Regions from separate parts of the Homo sapiens genome. Here region 2 is linked to region 1. The links are chromatin loops, found by intact Hi-C in ENCODE. Cell type or tissue: mammary epithelial cell. All regions are shown on one strand. Links, peaks and the distances in the headings refer to the core of each region. The heading gives the core; the rest is flanking DNA. Region 1 overlaps LOC105369310 (a long non-coding RNA gene). Region 2 overlaps LINC02735 (long intergenic non-protein coding RNA 2735).

Region 1 (5,389 bases), core at 58-5,057:
AATATTTGTTTAGTGCTTAGCATACGCTGGGCACTTTACATATAGGTATGTAGTACAATAACCCCGTGAGTTAGGTATTAGTGTCCCCTTCTATCAGATGAAGAACTGAAGGTGAGAGCTATCGAGTAACTTGCCCAGAGTCGTGAAGCTCGTTAGTGGTGAAGAACAGTTTAGAATTCAAATCTGTCTGACACCAAAGACCATGGTCTTTGCACTCCATACTGGAAACCTTTGAAAGTGACAAGGAGAGCATTCCAGGCTGATACAACAAAGGCATAAATGTTGGAAAGAACAGGCAGGATATGTATGGGAAATAGAAACTAATTTTGGCTGGAGGTCGAACAAGATCACCCACTTTTCCCAAATAAGGTTGTGAATCTACTATGGGACTTGTTGATTGATTTCTTGTTAGGGTCCCAATTTCTCTAACAGTAACTTCCTCTCTCCTAGGCTCAGAGCTCATTTTTGCAGCATGACGCGGGGCACCTTTCCATATTTAGGAAGTCCAAGTGGAACCACGTGGTGCATAAATTTGTGATGTGCCATCTCAAGGTATGGGACGTCAGGGAGCATGAGGGGGATTCCTGAACATGAGTCCCTAAGGAGTGGTTCCCATATTTGTACATTGATATCAGTAAAAAATATTTATGATACCCCACAAATAAATATAAGTGTACTAACAAGGTAGATAATATGTACTAATATATAATACAACACTATAAAATATGTGCTGAAATGAGAATTTTAAATTAAATTTTTTGTGAGGATTTATTTAGTTCTATTTAAGAAGCTCTTATATTTTGTATTACCCTGGTAGACTCTTTGGCTAAATCCCTGGCACCCCCCTGCCCTAAGGGACCACCTCACAGAAGAAAGTGTGTGCCTTGAAAAATGAAGATGTGCATTGTGAAATCATAAGTGGGAATATTCTTAGAAGGGATTTTGGGCAAGGAGGAGGCAGCTATGAAGAAATAAAGGAAAAGATGCAAAACAGATACTAGTGAACAGAAAGACTAGTCAGGAAAAGCCAGATGGCTCTGTTCAAGAGTGCAGGATTGCAAAATCCAGACTGCTGGAAAAAGCAGGTAGTGATATGACAGCTGGTCTTATCCCCTCTTACTTGGGCTCCAGGAAGCAGGTACACTGTCCTATGCACCACTGCAGTGCAGCACCTAGGAGAGTGCTTGGTGCATGGCGGCGGGGGGGAGCCTTCAATAAGCTTTTGTTGAAGGAAGGAATGAAAGAAAGAAAGAAAGAAAGAGTGAATGAATGAACCAGTTAACAGTGCAGGACTTCCAAGCATGGCTTCCAGGCCTGGCTCTGACAGTGCTCATTGTGAGATCTTTAGTAAATCACATTCTATCCCTGGTCCTCAGTGTTCCCATCAGTAGTACTAGGAGTTAAACTAGATCTCTACTTTTCTAGAACTTTCTAGGGTTTGGTGACTATGTACTCTGGCCTAGAAGGGAAGCAAATGTCTCTGAGCCTTCCACTAAACCAAATCCTTGCATTCAAACCGGGATCCCTTAGGAAAAACCTATGGGCACTGACTCAGAGCCTATTAGTTCTTCCCTAACACAGTGATTTTATACATATATCTCATTCTGGTTATCTGCTTCCCCAGCCCGTAGTGGCTTGGAAGTAGCCAACTAATAAAAGCATGAAGACAATGCTGGAGCCAGGCCCACAGAGAGTAGTGAGCAGTAACTACTTACAGCAAACAATAAGGAAACACAGATGGGGACTCACATTGTGTGAGCCTGACAAGTGCCAGGTTCGGAATTTGCCCCGTTAGGCTATTTTCTCAAGTAATTCTAATGATGTGAGGATATAGCACTCCTAGTTTTCAGTTGAAATTCATGTTCAGAGGGGTTAAGCATTTAAGCCAATGGACATAAACTGGTCAGTGGAGAATTCATAGCATAGCACTAAATAATGCAGGCACTAGAGCAGAGCTGCTCAATGCTGGCTATCATTTGAAGCCACCTAAAGAAGTTATTTTTTAAAGTCCTAATGCCTAAGTACCATCTCTAGATATTCTAAATTCATCCCCAGTAGAGTCTAGACATCAGTATTTTTGGAAAGTTCCCCAGGTGATTCTAACCTACAAAAATGAACCTGCCTTCTGTGAGAATTCAGGCACTCATGAGCTGAGTCACTTTGAACAAATTACTTAATGATTTTGAACCACAGTTTCTTCAACTGTAAAATGATGATAGATGATGGCTTCAACCTGATAAGGATGTTGTTAGGATTATACGCAATACTCATGTGTCATGCTCAACAAAGTGTCTGGCATACAGGAAATGCTTAATAATTGTTAATTGTTATTAATACTAGAAACAGTCTTTCCATAATCAAAATGAAGACTCAGAATCAATAAGAAAAATATTTAATCGTTGAAGTATTAAGAAGATGGAAATAAATCACATCATCACTAAGTTGCAAGGTACCTGGAATCATCTACTTTTATCTACCCTCTCTCCCATTGAGCAGTTTGAGCCTTAAGTCAATCAGATAACACAGAGTTGGATTTTGATTCATATTGGAGATGTGTCCCCCAAAATAGTTAGAATGAATAATAAGTTGTTATTTCATGTGATAGGTCACATTTGACCAGAAAATTCCTGTGGGCATTCTATTCCACCCTCTCTTCACCAGTGTAAGATAGATTAGTCTGTTTCTGGATTCACTCAGAGATACTTAGCACAGAATAAAAGCAGAGGCAGTTTCTTCTGCTATTGTGAGTTTCAGGTAATAGACCATCCCATTTTTCCTCCTCTGTTCTGAGGAGTCAGAGGAAAGGTAAGACTCATCTGCCCTGGAGGTAGCTGGCAGTTGATTCAGTGCCAGTATGTGAAATATTTCAGATCAGCCCCACCCATGCTGGCACTTTAAAAAAAAAATCACTGCTTTCCCATTGATCCTGATTTGTACACAGCTATTTCTATGTAAGTTGTGTCTCCAGAAACAATTTTGCACTAGTCGAAATGAATATAACCTTGATGACTTGTGAACTGAGTAAGAACATGGGCAATGGCTCTAAAAGCAAATCAAGTGTACTCTGCCTTTTTTTGCAGACAAAAACAGTGACTCATGAGCAAAATGAACATTGGCTTCAACTATGTGCAGGAGAGAAAACTACCTGTGGAAAGGGAAGGTGGGCGGGGAGGATGTGACAAAGAAAATTACAATATAAACAGCAACATCCCCGCCTTAGACATGCATCACAATTTTAAAGTTTAAAATTTAACTTCATGTCAATTACCTCCCCCCACCACCGCCTGGAAAAGACACCAATATGGAGATTCTTTAGAATTTTCATTCACCAACTGTGCAAAAATGTATATGTTCTGGTCTTTCCAGTGTTTGTACAATAAAAGAGCACTTCCCAAAATAAACCATGAAATGTTTGCATACATTTTGGACTACTGTGCAATACTAAAAACAAAGTGGACTCCTTGTAGCATATTTTTCATATTCATCAGTATGTGCATATAAAAAAACTAAGAGTCAAGTCTCATTATAGGGATAGTGGGACAGAACATTTGAAATTAAGATCTTCCTAGAAAATCTGGCCTATACTGATTCCATGATGACATCCTAAAACATTTTATTTTGGTAAGGAAAAGGAAAGTGTCAAGCATGTTATTTTCTGCAATCCTCTAAGAAGCCTCATCCATTTTACAGATGAGGAAATTGCTCAAGGTCACATACCTAAATAGATGGCCAAGCAGGGATTAAATTCAGGTTGGTTTCATTCCAAAGCCTGGGTTCATTCTTTTTTTTTTTTAATACCCTAAGTTCTAGGGTACATGTGCACAATGTGCATGTTTGAAACATAGATATACATGTGCCATGATGGTTTGCTGCAACCATCAACTCATCATTTACATTAGGTATTTCTCCTAATGCTATTCCTCCCCCAGCCCCGCACCCCCCAACAGGCCCCAATGTGTGATGTTCCCCGCCCTTTCTCTACCGCACTGAGAATAGACCTAATGTGGAAATGAGGAATGACAGGGTTGTTCCTGCCTAGAATTTGGCGAAGGGGCAGCCTATTTGGCATGCCGCTGATAATCCTCTCTTGCCTGTGGAGTACTTTCTTTCCCTTGTCTCTGGATATAGTGGCTTCCAGAAAGAAGGGCCAAGGGAAGACATTTATTTGGATCACACCCATAATTACTCTGACCATTATTCTAAGCTTTACCTGTTAAGATCTGCTTCCCGTCATATCATGGATCCAAACCGGACTCCCACATTACTACTCACCACAGATAATCATTGGCTAAAAGAGTACAGTCAGCTGGCGGAAGAATCCAAACATTGGTTCTCAGGTGACTTAATTGAAAAGGAGATTCTCTCCTTATCATATTGTCCTTGTTCAGTTGTCTACTGCTCCCATTAGATTATATGTTTCCTAAGTGTGGAAACCCCATTTTATCATGTTTATCTTTATGTTCCAAATGCCTAGCTCAGTAAGTATCTGACACCTAGGACATAATTCAAAATAAATAATGAATGTGTGAATAAATACACAATTGTAAGATTAAGTAGGTCATATGCAATTTAAAAAATCTTTTATCATTTTATTTTATTTTTATTTATAATCGACACATAGTAATTGTATGTATTTATGAGCTACACTATGATGTTTCAATACATATGTACGTTGTGTAATGATCAAGTCAAGGTTATTAGGATCTTCATCACTTTAAACATTTATCGTTTCTTTGTTGTAACATTCAATATCCTCTCTTCTAGCTATCTTGAAATATATAATACCTGATTGTTAGCTACAGTCACCCTACTGCAGTGGTCCTCAATCTTTCTGGCACCAGGGACTGGTTTCATGGAAGACAATTTTCCCATGGACCAGTGGGTGGGGTGTGGTTTCAGGAGATTCAAGCACATTACATTTATTGTGCACTTTATTTCTATTATTATTACACTGTAATAATGAAATAATTATACAATTTACAATAATGTAGAATCAGTGGGAGCTCTGAGCTTGTTTTCCTGCAACTACTGGGTCCCATCTGGGGTGATGGGAGACAGTGACAGATCATCAGGCATTAGATTCTCATAAGGAGCATGTAACCTAGATCCCTCACATGTGCAGTTTACAATAGGATTTGTGCTCCTATGAGAATCTAATGCTGCAGCTGATCTCACAGGAGGCAGAGCTCAGGCTGTAATGAGAATGATGGGGAGTAGCTGTAAACATAGATGAAGCTTCCCTTGCTCGCCTGCCACTCACCTTCTGCTATGCAGCCCAGTTCCTAACAGACCACAGACTGGCACTGATTCGTGGCCCGGGGGCTGGGGACCCTTGCCCTATGTGTAATAGAACACCAAACTCATTTTTCCGGTCTAGCTGTAACTTTGT
Region 2 (5,389 bases), core at 81-5,080, 54 kb before region 1:
AATGCAATTGTGTAATATCTATCAAAATTATAAATGCGAAATATCCATTGTTCTTTATCCATTGACAGATGAGTAGATAAAGAAAATGTGGTATATACGTACAACAGAATATTAGTCAGCCTTAAGAAAGAGAGAAATTCTGCCATTTGTGGCAACATGGTTATACATTAAGTAAAATAAGTCAGATACAGAAAAACACTGTATGATTTCACTTATATGTGGAATCTAAAATAGTCAAACTCATAGAAGCAGAGGGTAGAATGGTGGTTGCCAAGAGCTGGGGAGAGGGGAGAATGAGGAGTGATGGTTAAAGGGACAAAGTTTCAGTTATGCAGGAGAATTTAATACCTGAGATCCAACATATAGCATAGTGCCTATAGCAAGCAATACTGTATTGTATACTTTAAAATGCTAAGGGGGTAGATTTTACATTATGTTATTATTTTATCTTACCACAAAATAATAATAATAAAGAGAGCAGAAGGAAACTTTGGGAGGTGATGGATATAATTATGGCCTGGATGATTGCGATGGTTTCATTGATGTGTGCTTTTATTCCAAAACCTATTGAGATGAATACATTAAATATATACAACTTTCCATATGGCAATAATGCCTTGAGAAATGGTTTAAAAAATGCAAATGCATTTACATTTTGACTTGTATCTAGTAGTATCTTACTACTAGGACTTTATCTGATAGATATTCCTGCATATGTTCAAAATGACTTTTGTTAGTTATTCACTGCAGCATTGTTTAAAGGAGAAAAAATTAGAAAGCTCCCAAATGTGCATTCATAAGAGACTGGTAGACGGATTGCAATTAAAAATGAATGAAGAAGCTCTCTGCCTATTGATCTGGAAAGAAACCCAGGATATATTAATAAAAGCAAAGCAAAGGATTATGAGCATACTGTGTTACCTTTATATAAGAAAGAGATGGAGTGGGGACCAACAACTAAATTCATGCCTATATTTACATTAAAGAAACACTGGACAGATACTAAAGGAAGTAATAGAAGTTGTTGCTGGGACAGCCAGGTGAGAAGGACTCCCTGGCAGAGCTTCCAATCAGCCTGCGTACTAGGAGGAATGTACAATGGGATATAGTCACAGAAGTTTGCACCATTTGCAGCCCCTCATCTTCCTGTGTGGAACCTGGGATTCAAGCTGACAGGCAGGAAGCACACTAGCAGTAACTCTGGCCTTGCAGAGATTCTCTGTTCCCCTTTTTTTCCTTTTCCCCCAGTGAAACCCTACCTCACTCACCCTTAAAATCATCTGCAAGCCTAAATTTTCTTGGCCGTGGGACAAGACCCCATCTTTAGCTGAACTAAGGAAAAGTACTACATCATTTTCAATATGAGATTTGGGGGATGGGATAGAGTAGATAGGAATAGAGGTAGGGTAGAAATGAGGTTTATACAAGTCTATAGTATTTACCTGTCTGAATATATATCTTTTAAAGTAAATAAATGAAAGCCTAAAAAAAGGTCAATTAAATTTTTTAGTAAGTTACTAAAAGAGAAATTGCCATTTATGAGAGAAATTATGGGGGGACATGATGCAGAAATTTTTTTGTGGAGGTCCCACTGATATTTAAGTGGACAAGGTCCATGGATGGATCTGAAGGTGTCTATTGAACCTTGAAATTGAATACAAAGTGTTAGCTCTCTTCCCATATGTGCATATCTCCAGGGGAATTATCTATAGTTCTCATCAGATTATCAAAGAACCCCATAATGCAAAACAAGTTACAAAACTAAAAATTTAGGAAAGTCTCTAGACTTACTTTTCCTGAATATCAAGATACTATATGACTTGGTTGTTATAAATATAAGGTCTGGATTCAAGAGACCTGGGATTACCATCAAACTTCACCGCTTACTAGTCGTGTGTCCCTGGGCAATTTATTCAAACTTTCTGGCCTCGCTTTTCTTATCTGCTATAGAAAGAAAATAGTAATATCTACTTAACATGATACTGTAAGGATTAAACTAAATAATGCATGTAAAGTGCTTAGCAAAATGCCAGACATGTAAGCACTCAAAAAATAGAGCCTACTATAATCATTCAACTTAATATCAGTACTGTGCTTACATAGCAAGTTTTGAAAGAGGTCAGATAATGCACTGAGTTTTGGACCTGTTAAATTTGAGATGCCTGGAGATACCTAAGTGGTATCTCCAGCTGAGAGCTGGATTTAAAGGCCTGGGATGCTAAAAAATGCTCAGCCATGTTATTACATTTTTGTTTTGTCTACACTCACCCTCTTGATGATCTCATCTAGTTTCATGCCTTTCAAAACCATCTATGTGCTGATGATTTACAAGTTTATATGTCCAGCTCAGACTTGTCCCTTAAAGTCAGACTCCAAATACCTACTCAACAAATAATTATTGGATGTTTTATAGGCATCTCAAAATTAATATGTGCAAAAACCAACTTCTAATCTTTCCCTTAACCTAACGCACCTAAAGCCTTCCACATCTTAATAGTGATTCCATTTTTCTAGTTAATCCACAAATTTTGAAGACATCCTTGATTTTCCTATTTTTCTTCTACCCCACATCCAATCCATGCTATTGAGTGGTTCTACTACAAAATATATCCATATCTAATTATTTCTCCCACTCTCTCTTGCTGCTACCCAATCCCAAGCTACTAATATCTCTCTCACTAGAATTATTGTGACAGTAACCTAACTGGTTTATCTGCTTCTACTTTTCTCCTAGAATAGTAGAGAGAATCAATTCTCAGCACAGCAAACAAATGATTCTTGAAATCAGACCAGGTCCTTCCTGTGCTCAAGGGCTCAAGGGCTCCCATCTCACCTGGGAAACAACCAAGAGCCTTTTCCATGATCAAGGCCCTACTCCTTTATTTCTTTAGCCTCATTTACAGATTTTCTCCTCACCAGACAGTACCCTCCAGCTCTAGTAATCTCCGTCCTGTGCTTCTAACATATACCAGAAACAGTACTACCTTCTCACTGGAATTCTCTTCTTTCAGATATCCAACCACGTGGCTCGCTTCTTTACCTTCTTCAAGTTTTTGCTCAAATGTCATCTCAGTGAGATATTCTCTGTTCAAACCAATTTAAATTGCACTCCCCACTCTACCTGTATCCTCCTTCCTCCTTTATTTCTTTCTATATTTATCACTAATGTGCTGCATAGTTTATTTAGTTATGTTATTTATTATCTGAAATCCCTTCCGGAATAGAAGCTCCAGAAAGTTGGATAATTTTGTCTGTTGTTTTTTTTTTTTTTCCTTCTCACTCCTCCCTCCAGCCCCATTGTTTTTCCCTCAGTGCCTAGAATAGTGCCTGGCACATGGTAGGTATTCAGTAAATATCCATTTATATTTTTAATTGCTTTAACTAATTTCTTGTAGTGTACTCATTCTTCCTCTGAACTTGGAATAAATTTTGCTGGGATAGGTTAAGAGACTGAGATTCTTAACTCTGAGTCAACCCCAAATGTTCCTTTCCAATCAATATCCACTCACTGTCCAGGAGCCAGAGTACCTCATGGCTTGTCTAACTCAGAGAGGTCACTTCACCTATAAAGAGAACATCTTGCAAAGTTGGATGGTGGGTAGGAGAGAATGGTTATGGTATTTTCTTCAGGAGTCTGAGTCCCTGATCTTTGAAGCCTCCTCAAGATTCCTCTTAGTGATGTTAATCAAATCCTCTTAGCAGAACTCCTGGCCATTCCCCCTAAATTCATTGACTAATCAAAAGAATTTTCATCACTTCTTCTCCCTTCCAACTCTTAACTCAGCATAAGCTAATTTGGACAGAGATATTATAAGGTGGAGTGGTGGATAGAAGGTACTCTCTTAAGCCTAACAGTAGGAAAAATCTGAGGTCTAGTTTGCTTTAAACACCTAGCTATATTGACCTGTCTATGAACTAACGTGGCAGATATCTGAGCCTTTCAAAACTTTCTGCACCTGTTCTTGTAACACAAGCTATCATCACCAGCTGAACCAAAGCGAGAACTTGGAGACAGGGAAGAACACAGTTCTTGTTCTCCTGACTGTGCTTAAAGAAGAGGGCAGGGCATCACCAGCTAAGGAAGCCAGTAAGGTGAGACTCAACTAGGTTGACAATAAAGTTACCATAAGAGCCAGGGAAGCCAGAGGGCTCTCATGTAAATCCAAGAGACTTCTCCTATTCCATTCACCATAAATTCTCCTAAAGTCCCTTCCTCATATCTCTAGAGGCCAATCTAGAGAGGTGTGTGGAGAAGAGGCATCTGAAATACAGGGTTTTTGAGATCAGCAGTGCAATTGCATTTAACAAACTGAACTCAGTGTAGTAGCCCCTGCTACTCAGCATTATATGGGCTCATAATAAAGATGCAATTAATTATAGAAAAAAATTAGAAGTACAGATTATTTGCATATCTAAGTATAATACGCATGAGTTTCCCTCCCTGTTACATTTGTAGTTTGCAGTCTAATACCAACAGCCTGTATTTCTCAGGGGGATCCTGATGGATCTTCTGTCCGGGTCTACTTTAGCCAGGCTAGCTTCTCCATCCCTGAGGGTTGGTGAATTGTCCTGGCTTTAGTTCTTTTACTCATCCAATCATTCATTCATTTTTCTTCCAGTCATTAAAATAAATGGGGGCAATTGAGACAAAGTGAGAAGAGTCCACTTAGAGACAGAAGTGCTGGTGCCAGCCCTCACAACCACCAACTGTTACCTCTTCTGTGACTTTGAGAAATCCCTTATCTGTGAAACAGCAATAATATAACAAGCCTCAAACTACTGGGATTTGTTTTAAATAAGATAATAAATATGAAAGATTCTAGTTTGAGATCAGCCTGGGCAACATGGTAAGGCCTCTGTCTCTATAAAAGAGAGAGAGAGAGAAGAAGAGAAGAGAAGAGGAGACAGAAAGAAAAGGAAAAGGAGGGAAGAGAGGGAGGGAGGGAGGAAGGGAGGAAGGAAGGAAGGAAAGAAAAAGGAAGGAAGGAAAAAAGGAAGAAAGGAAAAAGGAAGGAAAAAAGGAAGGAAAGAGAGGGAGAAGGGAAAGGAGGGAGGGAGGAAAGAAGGAAAGAGAGAGAAAGAAAGATCTGTATTTCAAAGACCTTTGTAAACTTAAGGCATTGTTATTATAAATACTAAAAAATAACCACCAACTCATTGACCACTACATGCCAATGAAGAGTGCAAACTTGAACAAGACACATTCCCAGCCTTGAACATTTTATAATCCAATGGAGTAGTGCCTCAGGCACAACCGATTTTTCTGTCTGGGTTCTCCTCTGGCTTATCAGAAATCAGTTTATTTCAGGCTGGGAAAGTTTAGGCAGGAAAATCATAAGGTTTGGCTTCAATACCTTTTCCTGAAATGAGTCACTTGATCATCTACAAT

The links. Hi-C counts contacts between places; a loop is a spot of excess contacts. Peaks named below come from ENCODE experiments on the same cell type or tissue, not always from the same donor. Only the 100,000 strongest peaks of a DNase experiment are listed, where the experiment ranks them.
Region 2: a loop joins it to region 1, with 5 times the contacts of the local background. A loop is called at or near these places in 4 of 110 quality-filtered maps.

The regions. Positions count from the first base shown.
Region 1 is chr11:56,903,958-56,909,346 of GRCh38, forward strand. All of the region lies in intron 2 of LOC105369310 (a long non-coding RNA gene), which reads right to left. It also overlaps the pseudogene FADS2B. Among named protein-coding and RNA genes, the nearest start is that of LINC02735, 58 kb to the left of the region's middle. In mammary epithelial cell, for the core only: no CTCF peak of the experiment used is centred there; DNase peaks (open chromatin) are centred at 2,164, 2,834 and 3,074; H3K27ac peaks cover 3,029 bases.
Region 2 is chr11:56,850,031-56,855,419 of GRCh38, forward strand. The region is part of intron 1 of LINC02735 (long intergenic non-protein coding RNA 2735); the gene reads left to right. Among named protein-coding and RNA genes, the nearest start is that of LINC02735, 4.2 kb to the left of the region's middle. In mammary epithelial cell, for the core only: no CTCF peak of the experiment used is centred there; a DNase peak (open chromatin) is centred at 2,291; H3K27ac peaks cover 285 bases.